Linked DNA regions of Homo sapiens: region 1 is linked to region 2. A link is a contact called in ENCODE Hi-C data. All regions are on one chromosome and are shown on one strand. The core of a region is the stretch at or near the end of the contact, and the rest is flanking DNA. Distances in the headings are between cores, read along the strand shown. Region 1 overlaps SERINC2 (serine incorporator 2). Region 2 overlaps SDC3 (syndecan 3).

Region 1 (7,656 bases), core at 3,530-6,029, 540 kb after region 2:
CCCAGGCTGGAGTGCAATGGCACAATCTCGGCTCATTGCAACTTCCACCTCCCGGGTTCAAGCAATTCTCTTGCCTCAGCCTCCCGCGTAGCTGGGACTATAGGCACACACCACCATGCCCAGCTAATTTTTTTGTATTTTTAGTAGAGATAGGGTTTCACCATGTTGGCCAGGCTGGTCTCGAACCCCTGACCTCAGGTGATCCGCCCGCCTTGGCCTCCCAAAGTGCAGGGGTTACAGGCATGAGCCTCCGCACCTGGCCTCATTCCTTTTTAAGAACAAATAATATTCTATTGTATGGATATGGATATACCACATTTTGTTTATCCATTCATCTCGTCCACCAATGGACATTTAGCTTGTTTTCACCTTATGACTACTGTGAATAATTCTGCTATGAACATGGGTGTGTAAATATGTGAGTCCCTGCTTCATTTCTTTTGGATATATATCCAGAAGTGGAGGGCCACTTTATTTTATTTTATTTTATTAAATTTTGAGACGAACTCATGCTCTGTCACCCAGGCTGGAGTGTATTGGCGCGATTCAGCTCACTGCAACTTCTGCCTCCCGGGTTCAAGCGAGTCTGCTGCCTCAACCTCCTGAGTAGCTGGAATTACAAATGCCTGCCACCATGCCTGGCTAATTTTTGTATTTTTTGTAGAGACGGGGTTTCACCATGTTGGCAGGATGGTCTCAAACTCCTGATCTCAGGTAATCTGCCTGTGTTGGCTTCTCAAAGTGCTGGGATTACAGGCATGAACCACCACGCCCAGACAGCCAGTTTGTTTTAAATAGAAAAATTCATCCAGCCCTCAGCTGCCTCCCTTACCCACCCAACACCCTATGAGTGGTTCTAAGAACTTCTGTCCCTGGCTCTGAGGACAACCAGGAGACAATGTGAATGACTCAGTGACAGCCTGTTCACATAATGCCAAACGACTCATGGCTCCAGAGCTGTCTGCCTTGCCTTGGGAGGTAGTGAGCTCCTTGTCATTGGCAGTGTGCAAGCAGCAGAGGATGGCCAGATGCTTTCTGGGTGGTTCTTCATTGGAAAGAGAATGGATTGGTTGAATGCCAAGGAACCTTGCAGCTGTAAGGCTCTGAGGCCTGGGGCTTCTTAAATTCTGAGTTCTCCATTCTGAGAACCTGGGCTGGTACTAAGATTCAGCCACTGTAAGTGTTCTGGGGCTTTTCTGTTGCTGCCCTTGAGTGCATCTGCAGGAAGAGGGGAGTGGTTGTAATCGTAGTGTGGGAACAGCTTTCCAGTCTGCCTTCCTTTCACACTGCATCATGAGCATTATTCCATGTGGCTCTGTAGCCAGGGAATTCATCTTTCTGGCTCTGTAGCATTCCATGGAGTGAAAGGGCCACGGCTGTCCCCAGGTGTTAGACATTTAGGTTTTTTGTAGTTTCTTGAGACTCCAATAGGCTCACAAAACCTAAAGCTTATTTAAGTTTTTTCTTTATATAAAAATCTTTATTTTTATATTTGTAAATTTAACTTAATTGAAGTATTATTTGTATACAATGAAATGTACCCAAGTTAAGTGTTACCTACATATTTGCCCCATTCAGCAGAGAAATCCGTTTTATGGAATACCATGATGTATTGATGGGCGTTTTGTTATTTTCAATTTTCCCCTAATGGCCAGGCATGGTGGCTCATGCCTATAATCCCAGCACTTTGGGAGGCCAAGGTGGGAGGATCCCTTGAGCCCAGGAGTTCAAGACCAGCCTGGCCAACATGAGAAAACCCTGTATCTACCAAAAAATACAAAAATTAGCTGGGTGTGGTGGTGCATGCCTGTGGTCCCAGCTACTTGGGAGGCTGAGGTAGGAGGATCGCTTGAGCCCAGGAGGTTGAGGCTTCAGTGAGCTGAGATCACACCACTGCACTCCAGCCTGGGTGACAGAGCCAAATCCTTTCTTGAAACAAAAACCAAGAAACCAAAAAGAAAAATTAGCTGGGCATTGTGGCTGGTGCCTGTGGTCCCAGCTACTCCGGAGGCTGAGGTAGGAGGATTGCTTGAGCCCCGGAGGTGGAGGTTGCAGTGAGCCGAGATGGTACCACTGCACTCTAGCTTGGGTGACAGAACGAGATCCTGTCTCAAAAATTTTTCCCCCTATTATTTTCCTATTATGATCAGTGCCACAATGAATTTCCATGTGTTTGTATATATGTGCACACATCTGCCCTTACTCCAATGGTCTGGCATTTCTGTAGGAAGAGATTTAAATATATATAAAATGACATTTTGGTCAAATGGAAGAGGTTCTTGTAGGAGCCATTCTGGGGTGGGGTGAATGGAGCAAGGTGGACAAACATTTCCAAGGATGCTCTGGAAGCAGTGTGTGTTTTTCTCTTTGACCTGGTCTCTCTGGCTGCTGATCAGGCCCTTGGAAATCCTGAGATTTCAGGCATTAGGAACACCTGGATTTTGATGTTTAAGAACCAGAGCGAACTGAAAGGCCAAGCTCTCTGAAAGCGGAACAGCTTTCTTGTGTCTCAGATGTCTCAAATTGAAATTAAATGGTAACAAGCCAGCATCAGGACCTGACAGGGCACCTGGGCACCTGGCTCCTGAGATCAGTACCCACTGGCCTCCCTTGGTTTTCTGGTATTGGGTTTTTTGTTGTTTGTTTGTTTGTTTTTTCATCACTGGGATGTATTTAAATTAAATAAGATGACCATCAGTGAATTAGCGAGCTGGAACTAGTGTAGTCCTGTAGGCAGAGCCTGGCCCTTGGTGCACACAGATCTGAATTTGCATCCCAGCTCCTCAGCTTACTTGCTGTGTGACCTTGGTCATGCCACTTCTCTGTCTCAGTTTTCCCATTTGAAAATGGAAAGTTACCACACAATTCATAGCATCAGTGAAGCTTAATGTAGATAAAGTGCTTATCACAGTGCCTGGGACTGAGTAACCCTTCGTAAATGGTAGCTGCCACTAATACTACTTGAATCTCAGTGCTGTTATCAACTTGCTGTGTGACCTCTGGTAAGTCTCTTAGTCCCTCTGGTCTCAATTTCCACGTCTGTAAAATGGGACTAATAAGCTGCTCTAACTGATACCCAGAATGTTCTTTATAGCAGGGGTCCCCAACCCCTGGGCCATGGACTAGTATCTATCCATGGCCTGTTAAGAACTGGGCCACACAGCAGGACGTGAACAGCAGGTGAACAAGCATTACCGCCTGAGCTCCGCCTCCTGTCAGATCAGTGGCAGCATTAGATTCTCATAGGAGTGCGAACCCTATTGTGAACTGTGCATGCGAGGGATCCAAGTTGCGTGCTTCTTATGAGAATCTAATTCCTGATGATCAGAGGTGGAACAGTTTCATCCCAAAACCATATCTGCCCCCTGCCAGCACCCCTGCTGCCATCTGTGGAAAAAGTGTCTTCCCTGAAATTGGCTCCTGGTACCAGAAAGGTTTGGGACCACTGCTTTATGGCCTCTAAAACATTTTTCAGGCTTTTCTTATCCTCTCACCCACCAAGGACAGCCATGGATAGGAGGCAGGTCTTGGGGTGGCAGCTGCAAGATGTAACCAGAAGTTGCTGGACAGGTGGACTGTTTCAATTTAGACCATGAGGAATAGTTTCGTTTCCAAAGCATTTTGTTTAGCATCTGTGTGAACGAGAGATAGGCGAGGAGCATTTCTAGTTTGGGGGAGAGTAAGAGGGGAGGCAGATGCCCGCCAGCAGGGTGTGCTGTGTGCCTTGTGACCAGTCCAGAAAGAAAAGCAGAGGTCTCTGAGGAGCAAGGGGCCCCTGCCAGCCTGCTCTTTTCAAAGCTCATCTTTCAATTCCTGACCCTTGGCTCCAGCCCCTCGAGTGGGTGCCCACCGCTCTTAGGATGAAAACCAGTGTCCTGTTCCTGACTGCTGGTGCCTATGTGGTCTGGCCTTGCCAGCCTGTCTGACCTCATACTCACCGCTGACTGTCTGCTCACCAAGCTTTGGCCACGAGGGCCTTCTTAAATTCCTCAAATGCCCAGCCCCTACCCACCCCAGAGCCACCTGTCTAGAACTTTCTTTCCTCCCTTTGGTCTGGCAGTGTCTCCTCATCCCTCTGCTCTCAGCTTATTATTTTATTTTAAAATATTTCTTTTTAAAAGGCCAGGTGCAGTGGCTCACGCCTGTAATCCCAGCACTTTGGGAGGCTGAGGTGGGCAGATTGCTTGAGCCCAGGAGTTTGAGACCAGTCTGGGCAACGTGGTGAAACTCCGTCTCTACAAAAAATACAAAAATTAACCAGGCATGGTGGCGTGTGCTTGTAGTCCCAGCTACTCAGGAGGCTGAGGTGGGAGGATGGCTTGAGCCCAGGAGGCAGAGGTTGTAGTGAGCTGAGATTGCGCCACTGCACTCCAGCCTGGGTGACAGGGCAAGACCCTGTCTCAAAAAAAAAAAAACAAAAAAAGAAGAAAAGAAGAAAACCCTTCTTTTTAAAAGATACGGTCTCGCTATGCTGCCCAGGCTATTCTCTAACTCCTGTGCTCAAGCGATCCTCCTGCCTTGGCCTCCCAAAATGCTGGTATTACAGGTGTGAGCCACTGCACCTGGCCTGCTCTCAGCTTAAAAGTCACTTCTTCAAGGAGGGCTTCCCTGACATGCCACCCTCAATCAAACCTAGGCTGCATTAGCACTTTTCTGGCAGTGGGTACGTGTCCTTCTTAGCGCTTGTCACGATGTGAGTCATGATTTGTTTAGTGTTTTTCCTGCTTGTGTAAGCTCCAGGAAGGCAAGGCCTATGTCTGTTGCTCTCCAGGCTCTTAAATCCCTGGGTGAGGAGTAGGGGCTGTTTGGGGGAAGATAAAGTTTACCAGAGGTATCTGGATGTGGGGCCTGTTTCTTTAAAGGCTGGGCTGTGGACTGGGCTCCCAGGAGGGTGAGTCTCCTTTTCAGGTGTGGCATAGTGTGTCATCACCAGCCCCTGAATGATTTCAGCCAGGCCAGGGGAAGGGCTGACCGCAACTGGGGCAGAGGACCCTGGAGAGGGAAAGGGTTAGACCGCCACCTGCTGTCTAGTGCTGGTATAGCCTCAGAGCCGAAAATCATTCCGTTTATCCAACTGGTGTTTATTCTGCACTTGCTGTTTTCTGAGGTCTTAACATGTGACTGGTACTATGCCAAACACTTCATATTCCTTCAACAGATAGCCTGTAAGCTCCTGCTGTGTGACAGACACTGTTCGAATTTCTAGGAATACCACAATGAACAAAACGCAAAAATTCCTGCCCCGCTGGAAAGCGGAGGCCGACAAAACATAAAGCCTCGCTGATGGCAGAAGTCCCGCGGGGAAAAATTAAGTGGGGAAGGGGAAAGGGAGCCCAAGGGGGCTACAATGTGGAATTTCTGTTTCACTCTCACAACTGCTTTGTGAGGAGTACATACCACTATGTTACAGAAGAGGACACTGAGGCACAGAGAGGTTGAGTGAGTTGTATAAGGTCACGAAGGTAATCGGTGACAGCTGGCCTTGTGATTTTTTTTTTTAAACTACTCTCCCTCCCTGTAAGAAAGAAACAGCGTGACCTCGGCTAGCTCTCGCTTTCAAGCCACAGTATCACTGGAGATAGACCCAGGTTTGAATCTGGGTTCTGTGGTTACTGGCTGTGTAGCCCTATATGACCCAGCCTCCCTCTCGGACCTGAAAGTTCAATGGGCTGGTGTCTGGGGAACAGTGTGCTCCTGCCTAGCGCAGCACAGATGCGCCGACCTCTGGGCAGGTGGTGAGAGGTGCGCGCTTGGGCGGTGAAGGGGAGAGGGAAGAGTGACAGTGCCCTCCCGCAGGCGTCCTGCCTCTGCGGCTCTGCCCCCTGCATCCTGTGCAGCTGCTGCCCCGCCAGCCGCAACTCCACCGTGAGCCGCCTCATCTTCACGTTCTTCCTCTTCCTGGGGGTGCTGGTGTCCATCATTATGCTGAGCCCGGGCGTGGAGAGTCAGCTCTACAAGGTGAGTGCCCCAGGGGAGGCAGGGCGGCCTCCAGCGAGGGGCGTCAGTGGCTCCAGGATAGAGGGCCCAGGCTTGGGGTCACAGCTTATCCAGAAGAGGAGGCAGGGTGTTTGGGTGCACTGATGATCTGAGGTTGGAAATGAGGGGAGGAGGGCTTGAGCCTCTTGGGGGGATTCTTCTTTCTCTTAGGCCACAGTCTCCTTGGAAAATCTTATTAATCATTATCGCCCCCTGGACACTGGCCTAGGGGATGCTCTTCTCCCTCTTAGTGCTTAAGCCCAGGTTGGGGCTCCTAACTCTTCCCTTCATCTCAGTGTTTTACAGCCTAGCACAGACCCAGGGGGACGTGGGCATCACCGTAGGTGCCTTATACACATTTTAGTGTGTATAAAGATGAGATTCCCTGGGGAGTTTGTAGAAATGCAGATTCTCAGACTCCACCTTGAGGCTCTATTCCATGGGAGAGGGGCCACAGAATCTCTGTTTTCCCAAGCATCTCAGATGGTTCTGATGTAGGTGGTGGGTGGAGAACACTTTGGGAACCACTGCTTTAGACAGCGCAATAGTTTCTGAGGCTGTGGGAAATAAACAATAACAAGATGTAACTGGGGAGCTCCCTCCCAGGGCTTCAGGCCCAGAGAGGGCTAGGAATGGAGGCGGAGGCAGTGGAGATAGAGGTGAGGGGCTCCCCTCCCTGTCTGGTCCAGCCCCTGCTGGGAGAGCCTCTTTCCTGGCCGGCCTTGGGAGACCAGGGCTCTGGTTTATAAAGGGAGCTGCCAGGGTTCTGTGAGAGGTGGGGCTTTGACGCTGCTCTGTCTGTCTCCACAGCTGCCCTGGGTGTGTGAGGAGGGGGCCGGGATCCCCACCGTCCTGCAGGGCCACATCGACTGTGGCTCCCTGCTTGGCTACCGCGCTGTCTACCGCATGTGCTTCGCCACGGCGGCCTTCTTCTTCTTTTTCACCCTGCTCATGCTCTGCGTGAGCAGCAGCCGGGACCCCCGGGCTGCCATCCAGAATGGGTGAGAGAGGGGTCCCTGCCTGCACCCTGGGACCTTCCCCCAGTGCCTTGCCCGCTCCTCTGCCTGTCCAGGGATCTGCAGACCCTACCCACCACTCAGGAGCCACGGGAGGGCACAGCATGGAGAACAGCTCTGAGTTATATCCATTTCTCAGATGAAGAGTAAGGCTCAGAAAGGGTGGCAGCAAGCCTCAGGCCCCGCAGCACTTCAGTGACACAGCTGGGGCTGGACCTGGGTGACCACCCTCACCACTGCTTGGTCCTTCCTCCTGCCCCTTAGGGTTTTTTCCAGGGCCAGGAGAGACTTTCTGTGCCTATCAGACCACCAGAAAGCCCACCCTCACCCCTCTCAGCACCTGCTGTTTGTGGGTGGGGGCTCTGGGGCCAGGCCCAGTCTGGCTTCCAGTTTCCCTGCCTGCACTCAGCTTCCTTGTCCATTCCCCGACCCCTTCTGTAGGTTTTGGTTCTTTAAGTTCCTGATCCTGGTGGGCCTCACCGTGGGTGCCTTCTACATTCCTGACGGCTCCTTCACCAACAGTAGGCGGACTTGGCAGGAGGCATGGGGGGCTGTGGGGAGGGAAGTGGGGCGGCAGGTTGGAGGAACGTGGTGGGGCTGCTCTTTGCTGGGGCACACAGACCCCTGGCTGCTGGCTAGGTCCTCGCTCCCCACCCGTGAGACA
Region 2 (7,605 bases), core at 2,275-4,774:
ACAGGTCCACAATACCTGCATCTCAGTTCCCTCCACACACACATGCGCGCAAACACGCACTTTCCTTCCGGGTACACACAAGTGCACACACACATCGGGATGAAATGTGGCACCCTTCCTAGTGGACTGATGCCCCCTGCTTCCATTTTTCCTCACAGTCCCCTAGTCACCACACCTTCCTGAAGTAACCCACAGCCTCACTCCACAGAGGCACCTCAGGCTCCCAGCCCAGAAGGGACCAGGCCCAGCAGTGACCCACAGGCCCCCTCACTCCACATCCACTCCCACCGATCCTCTCCTAGAGTTTTAGAGCAGCAGCTGGGGAGGCTCCCCTGGGCCAGGGGCAAGGAGGTGCCACCTCCCAGGTTGCCCAGCCCCCTCCCTCCCAGGAGCACCCCATCAGGGCTGTGATGGGTGAGGGTCCAAATGAGCTGGATGTCAGCTAAGTCTCCTCACTTTCACGGCTACCTCTACCCACCCACTCATCACTCACTCTGAGTGCAGGGGACACGTTCAGGAAGGCCAGTGCATCCCTCCCACCCCATCCTCTCTCAGAGCCCACTCCAGAATTTGGGGTCTCTCGTGCCCAGCCCCACACCACCATGAGCCTTCCTAGAGAAACCGGTCAGCACAGAGGCAAAGCATAATGAACCAGCTCCTCTTTACTACCCGGTTGGCTGTCAGGCAAGCCATTTAATCTCAGCACCTCAGTTTTCTCATCTGTAAAATGGAGATGATGAGAAGACTACGCAGCTCATAGCATTGCTGTGGGAAGGGGCTAAGCACAGGACCCGACACCAAGTGAAAAATGAATAAATCAGTGTAGCCACGATTGCTGTTAGTTTATGTTAAAATTTCTATTATTATTTCGAAGCCTTTATCTCATGTAAGCCTCAACCTCCTCATGAGGGAAGCCAAATTGGGATGACTACACCCAGGCAGATGAGACGATTAATGCCCGGAGAGGTTAAGTGGCATTGCCAAGGCCACACAGCAGGGGAGAGTGCAGAGAGAGACAAAAAGAGAGAGGTTGGATGAAGGGGGAGAAAGGGCAAGTTACAGAAACAGACACAAGCACACAAATTAGGTCAGCAGGCTGGGGGCCAGGAGCCCGGCACCCCTGTGCAGCGCTAATCATGTTGCAAAAAGCCAAGAATAAAATCGAGTGTAATTAGTTCTGCCCGAGCTTCCTTCCCCTAATTAGCCAGACTCAGGCCTCACTTTCCTGGTGACCAGAGGCGACATGAGCAAGGGGTGGGGGCCCAGCTTTAGGTTCTGACAGTCTTGGATTCAAATTCAGCTCTGCTTACTTGCTGGGTGACTTTGGATGTGTTACTTAACCTCTCTGAGCCTGTTTGGTTAAATGAGGCCAACAATGATACTTCATAGGGCAGTTGTGAGAATCAAGTGAGATCATGCCTGCACACAGTCGGAGCCGTATAAGGCTTTGTCTATATTCCTACAGCCTGCACTTCCCACCTCAGGCTGCAACTTCAAGGCTACACTGGGCCTGAGGGATCACTGAGTTCAACTCTCCCCTTTTACCGATGTGGAAACTGAGGCACAGAGAGGGGAAAGCCTTGCTTATCACGAAAGGAGGGGGCGGGGTTAGTCTGCCACGAAGCATTCAGAGAGGTAAAGTGATTTGCCCAAAGACACACAGCGACGTAACTACTAGCTCCTCGAGGCAGGGAGGGAGGGTGTCTCAGCATGGCCCTCTGGATCCCTGCAGGCTCCGTCCCCAAAAAGCCCTCAGTCCTGTGAGAACTCAGTGCCCCTCACGCTCACCAGATCCACCCCGGAGACCCAGAGCATCACCGCAGGAATGTGGGCTGGGGCCAAGCTCCGGGCAGCAAGACAGCCAAGGGGGCTGCACAATTGGGAGCCGGGACCAGGAGGGGGATGTCTCAGTCCCCACCCCCACCCAGCCACAGCTGCCCTGGCCAGGAAGCCGGCAGTCCCACACCCACTTGTGGCTGGAGATGAGGGGCACGAGGACTGCACCTGCTGGGGAAGGGGCTATGGAGCCCAAGTCCCAGAGAGCAGAAGCCCGGGGAGGAGTGGAATGGGGAGGGCAGAGAAGGCCAAGCTGAAACACCACAGACCCCCCCCAAGAAAAATCCACCAAGCCCAGACACACACCCTCCCACTCGCCCCAACTCACACACTCAAGCCTCTCACAAACCAAACCTATCCCCACCCCCTACTCCCATCTACAAAGGCAGCTCAGAGGGCAGGAAATGTTCCCTTTGGGCCTGTCCCATCCCAGTCAACTCCTCTGCAAAGATATCATGGCAGCAGAGCCCTCCCTACCCCAAGCCTGTATCTCTCCTGTCACCTCCAGTCTGCCCTCTACCCAGCCCTGTGTTCCCACCATCCCCCCAGGATGCCCTTTTTCCCACTGTGGCACCTGCCTCCACCCACATCCCCACCCCAGCCCCAACAGGAGAGCAGGTAGCAGCCCTGGCTCAGGCGCCCACAGCCTCCAAGACCGTGGACAAATCCTCTTCCCCCTTCTCTGCCTTTCCTTTGCCCCATTTGCAAAATGGAAAACCAAGCATGGTGGTCTAAGGGCCTTTCTGATTCTGACACTCTGGACTCCCAAGAATTTGATCCTTAGGTCAAGGAGATCCAGGACAATGTAATTTACGAGAGGGAAAAAATGGAAATAACCCACATACTGAACGACAGGGGACGAGTTAAATAAATGAGGGTACAACCATAACATGGAATATTACGCAGCTATCAACAATTGAGTTCTCACAAATCTACACTGTCTAATGAGGTTATTAAAAGACATAAATGTGTCATAGAAGGCTTTTTTTTACTTGCTACAAGGAATATTGAAGGATGTAGGAAAATGCACATATTGATCATCAGAAGACAAGACAGTATAGCTGTTGATAGGAATATGCAGATGGCTCTCTCAATTCCGATGTGACTTTGGGCAGATATTTAACTCTCTCAGGCTGCTTTAACTGGTAAAACAAAGATAAGAATGCCCACCTCGTGGGGTTTACAGAAGGAGGCTGGGCATGTTCACCCATTAACAAATTGCTCAGTAAATGCTGGCTATTAATATGAGTATCATCATTATGTTTAAAAAATAGGTTACAAAAAATATGTAGAACTTGATCCTGTTTTAATGAACTCACTATCAAAGTGAATTTCCAAATGCTGCATTATAACTAAAGGTTCCCAGAGGCTCTCTCTGGGTGGTGGGATTACAGGCAGCTTTAATTTCTTCTCAGGACCTTTCTGTATTTTCCACAATTTCTCCGATAAACCCATAGCACTTTTGTTATTAGAGAGCGCACATCCTCCCTGAGTCTCCATCCCTGGTGTTCTCTGGTCTGTGAAACTTCCGGGTCCCCTGGTTCTGCTGAGACCCCATTGAGACTGTTCGTGAGGGACCTTACGAGGAAACTGAAAAGGGGGGTGGAAAGGAAATGAACACAAAAGCCTCTGAGGGAGCTGGCAGGGCCCACGGCCCAACCGAGTCTCACCACAGACAGGCTGGCTTGGCAGGACCTGGCTCCCTCCCCTGGCATCAGCCTGTCTGGCGGCCACCTTGGCCTGTGGTGCCCAGACACCCACCCGCCCGCCTTCTCCCATCAGCCCTGTTCCTGGCTCAGCCGGGCTGGCCAGTCTCTGTTGAGGTGCAGACTGGCTGCCCTACAGCAGCCCACTCTGTCCCCTGTGCCTAGACAGAAGCTGACAATGCAACCCTGGGAAAGCCAGGCCCCCTCCTCAACCCAGGGCTGGGACGCCTCCGTCACCGCCCCATCAATCCCAGCCACCTGCCCTCTCACGTCACTCTTGGCCACCCTGACTCACACTGCTCATTGATGCCTGTCCCCAAGCTCGTGCCTGAGAGCAGGACCACCCACTGAGGCCCCGTTTCCAGACCCAGCAGCACCCCCCACACCCCACTCCCAGCTGCCCACCCCCATACTCCTCCCACACAAAACTATTTACAGTTCTGGGAACACGGGCTCCTTCAGGCCTGTTCCTGCTTCCTGGAATACCTTTCCCCACCATCTCTGCCTGGCCAGCACCTACTCAGCTGGTTAATCAGTAAAACCAATGGTTATTAAGCTCCTACTGTGTGCCAAGCACCATCCTAGGCACTAGATATGTCCCCACAAAGCTGGCTCAGCTCACACAATGCCTCCTTTGTCAGCCTGCTTGAATGTCACATACGCACGCCAACCACCTCCCTGGTCCAAATTAGGAAGTCCTTTCTTGGGGACTCAGTACCTCCACTGTGTTGTCATTTACTAAGGGAGAAGGCCCACCAACCATGCTCCCATCACTCTAACAGGCCCTTCCACTGGATCTCAGTGAAACCACTCAGCTGCCCTGGGAAGCAGATAATATGGTCTCCATTTATAGATGAGGAGACTGAGCCTGTTAAGCCACCAGTGGGGTCACACAGGAGTTGAATTCTGGCCTTGTTGAGTCTAAATCCTGTGTTCAGTGAACTCCTGAACCCCTGAGAATGCCTGCAGGGAATGCCAGTTTGTGATTCAAGACTCCTTCCACTGAGCACTTTTCTGGAAAAGGCTGGGCCATTCCATCCCTTATGAAAATGATCACAGCCCCGACGGAGGGAGCCCTCACTAAGTGCCAGGTTCCTTATATGCACATTGCCTCATTTCTCTTCTCACTTGACCAGAAAGGGATTGCCATTCCCATTTCACAGATGGGCAAACTAAAATTCAGAGAGGTGAAGCAACTGGCTCAAAGTCACACAGCAATGGGCCAGGATTTGAACCCAAGATTAGCTGAACCCCAAAGACCATGCCCTTTGGATTGCAGAGCACACCTGCTCCTAGCCCTAATCAGTTTCCCCTACCAGAAGGCTCTCAAAAGCAGGGCAAATGTCAGAGACCAGCACCACCTCACACTCAGCTCCCTGCACAGAGACAGCCTGAAAGCCTGGGAGTGAGTAGAAATGGAGGACAAGGCGCACTCACACGACAGGTGGCCCAGCTCAGGTAGGCACCCCCTGCCCCCACCATGACTCACCAGCAGGTGCCTCTAGGAGTCTGTCTCCAGGCTCCATGACGGTCACTGCCAGCAAACACGGCAAGGGTTGCCCGCTCCTGGGGCCCAGGAGTCTCCGAGGAACAACCTGGTGTGGAGTTAGGTGTTCCCGCCCTGGCTTCCCACTCCCAAACTGGTTACCTGGTCACATCCCTTCGCCTCACTGGGCCTCGCTCTGTCCTCCTATGAAACGGGAATAATGATCCCCAACACACAGAGATACCAGCTGTCACGTGCCTAGTGGTGATAGGCAGTTAGTAGGCACTGGGACATGACACTGTGTCCCCACTCAAAGCTCACCTCCCTGAACCACCAAATCCACCCAAACGACGTCCCCACGTGCCCAGCTAGTCTGCAAAACCAGGGCTAGTCCTCAATCGCTTACCACTGCCTGAAAATTGGCTGGTTTATTTCCGGGCTTCAGAGGAATGTGTCTGTCTCCCCCTCCAATTGCTCCTGGTGGCAGTGACTGGGTCTGTGTGGTCATTTCTCTAACCCCAGGGCTCAGACTGCTTCTGGAACACAGTCAGCCTCCATCAGTCTTTGTTCAGTGAATACTGTGGGTTGCATCATCCCCCAGAGATCTGCATCACCTGCCTCCTGCTCCCAATCGCTATGGGATCCCAAGGCAGGCCCTGCTCTTCTCTGGCCTCAGTCTCCCTGTGTGTAAAACCGAGGAATGAACAAGAGTTCTCTCTGATCCCTCCAAAATCCAGCCAGGAGGACTCCAAGTGAGCTGGGAGGAGGGAAGAGAAACAGACACTGATCCCAGCATATTTTGTCACAAAATGTTTATGTAAATTATATGCAAATATGCAGATCAGTGGGCTCCCAGTGGAGCATACATTCTGGCCATTTCTCAACCAGGACTGGAAGAAAGCAGCCTTCACTGAGCACACACTAAGCACTGGACTCTACCTTCTCAGGAGCCAGTGAAATGGGCCTCCTTACTCCACAGAGGCAGAAAGCCCAGGCGACTTGCTAGAGGTCAGTGAGCTCAGCCGGAGAGTCAGGATGGGATTCAGGACTGGAGCAGGGACAGGGAGAGCAGGCAGGGTGGGACGTGGCAGTGGGAAGGGGCTGGAGGAGCACATGGAGGCCCCTAAGAGCAGAAGGATCCTCAGCCTGACCTTGGAATCACTTGAAGCCAGGTGAGGGGGCTCCAGGGACCTCGCCAGCCCTAGAGCTCTGCTGGGCTGACCCCAGCCTCCTCCAGGGAACTGAAGAGAACCTGCTGGAGTCAGCCTGAGCAGGCCCAGACCTTCCAGCTGTCCCGGGAGCCTGCACAGCTCTGACGGCTCCCCAAAGCCCTCCCCACACACATGCTGAGCATACACCCTGGGCACACACAGCACACACACACACATAACTGAAACGGCCCTGTCTGTAAGAATGTGTGTGTGTGTCCAGGCCTCTCCTCCTGAGGAGGCGGGCTGTGGTTCCCCGCACCCTCCTGTTTGCTGGGTTATTTATAACCAGCCCAAACTCACACACAGTGGAGATGCCACTCCCCGCCCCCAGCCTGGAGCAGTCCCACTGGCTTCTCGGCTGCTCCTCTTCTAGGGACAGAACAAGCCAGACTCAGATGATCTGAGCCACAGCAGCCTTGGAAGTCACCACCACCATCACCCAGATGGGAAACTGAGGCACAGAGCAAGGCATCAGACAAAAAGGCTGGAAGAAGGGTTGGCAGGGCCCTCAAAAGCCAGCCTAGGGCCACACTTGCCCCAGGACTGTCTCCAACCCAAGATGAGGCTCTGTGGGACACAGTGGGGTGAGAAAGGGAGGGAAGGAGGGAGCAGACATGTCCAAGCCCTCACCCTCCCCTCCAGAGGCCTGGGAGACACAGCAGGGACTCTGATGCTCGACTATGTGGCTCCAAATCCCAGGACAGAACTTCACCAGCTACGCGACTCTGGGCAAGTCAGTCTACCTCTCTGAGCCTCAGTTTCTTCACCTACTAAATGGGTATAGTAATAGGACTGACCTCAGGGGTTGGGAGGATTAAATAAGATGATCCAAACAAGGCTCTCAGCCCACAGTCTGACTACTTCTCAGCCTAGTGACCCAGAACAAGCTGCTTGGCTTGAGCCTCAGTTCCACCATCTGCAAATGGAACAATGATATGGCCCAGAGGGTCATAAGGACTGAAGCACTGGTTCCCACACACAGTACGTGGTCAGCACGTACAAATTCCATCCTCTTTTCCTCCATTCCCGGGGGCCCCATGGTTGCTGACCACCCCCAGATCCTCTCCTTGATGCTCCCTGTCTCCCGTCTCTGAGCATCTACTATGTGCTGAGCTTGGTGGGGGTTGTTCTAGATATTATGCCATGGAATCTTCTAAACAACTCTTCAAGGGATAAATTCCCTTCCCAGCTCTGCAGTGGGCCTTCTGCCTTGTTGAATATAGATGTTCTATAAATACTTGAGGGATGAATGGATGCAAGAATGAATGTGATCAAAAAGTCAGATAATCACAAGCGTTGGCGAGGACGTGGGGAAATCGGAACCCTCACACACCACTGGTGGGAATGTAAAACAGCACAGCCGCTT

The links. A loop is a pair of places that touch in the nucleus more often than their neighbours do. Pooled maps may share reads with other maps.
Region 1: a map with no recorded cell type shows a loop between it and region 2 (2.7-fold over the local background). The contact joins two enhancer-like sites. A Hi-C loop is called at or near these places in 2 of 37 single-sample maps with no recorded cell type and 3 of 50 pooled maps.

The regions. Positions count from the first base shown.
Region 1 is chr1:31,417,897-31,425,552 of GRCh38, forward strand. It overlaps SERINC2 (serine incorporator 2), which reads left to right. Exons shown (of 10, transcript NM_178865.5): 2 at 5,797-5,958; 3 at 6,787-6,977; 4 at 7,434-7,513. Among named protein-coding and RNA genes, the nearest start is that of SERINC2, 8.5 kb to the left of the region's middle. RefSeq lists a silencer at 5,754-5,853 and enhancers at 6,326-6,887, 6,888-7,449. Within about 2 kb of position 4,780, at least 16 of the 41 ENCODE cell types and tissues checked have a DNase peak (open chromatin) inside an H3K27ac peak, as active enhancers do.
Region 2 is chr1:30,882,172-30,889,776 of GRCh38, forward strand. All of the region lies in intron 1 of SDC3 (syndecan 3), which reads right to left. Among named protein-coding and RNA genes, the nearest start is that of SDC3, 23 kb to the right of the region's middle. RefSeq lists enhancers at 3,605-4,105, 6,298-6,357, 6,538-6,597. Within about 2 kb of position 3,525, at least 3 of the 41 ENCODE cell types and tissues checked have a DNase peak (open chromatin) inside an H3K27ac peak, as active enhancers do.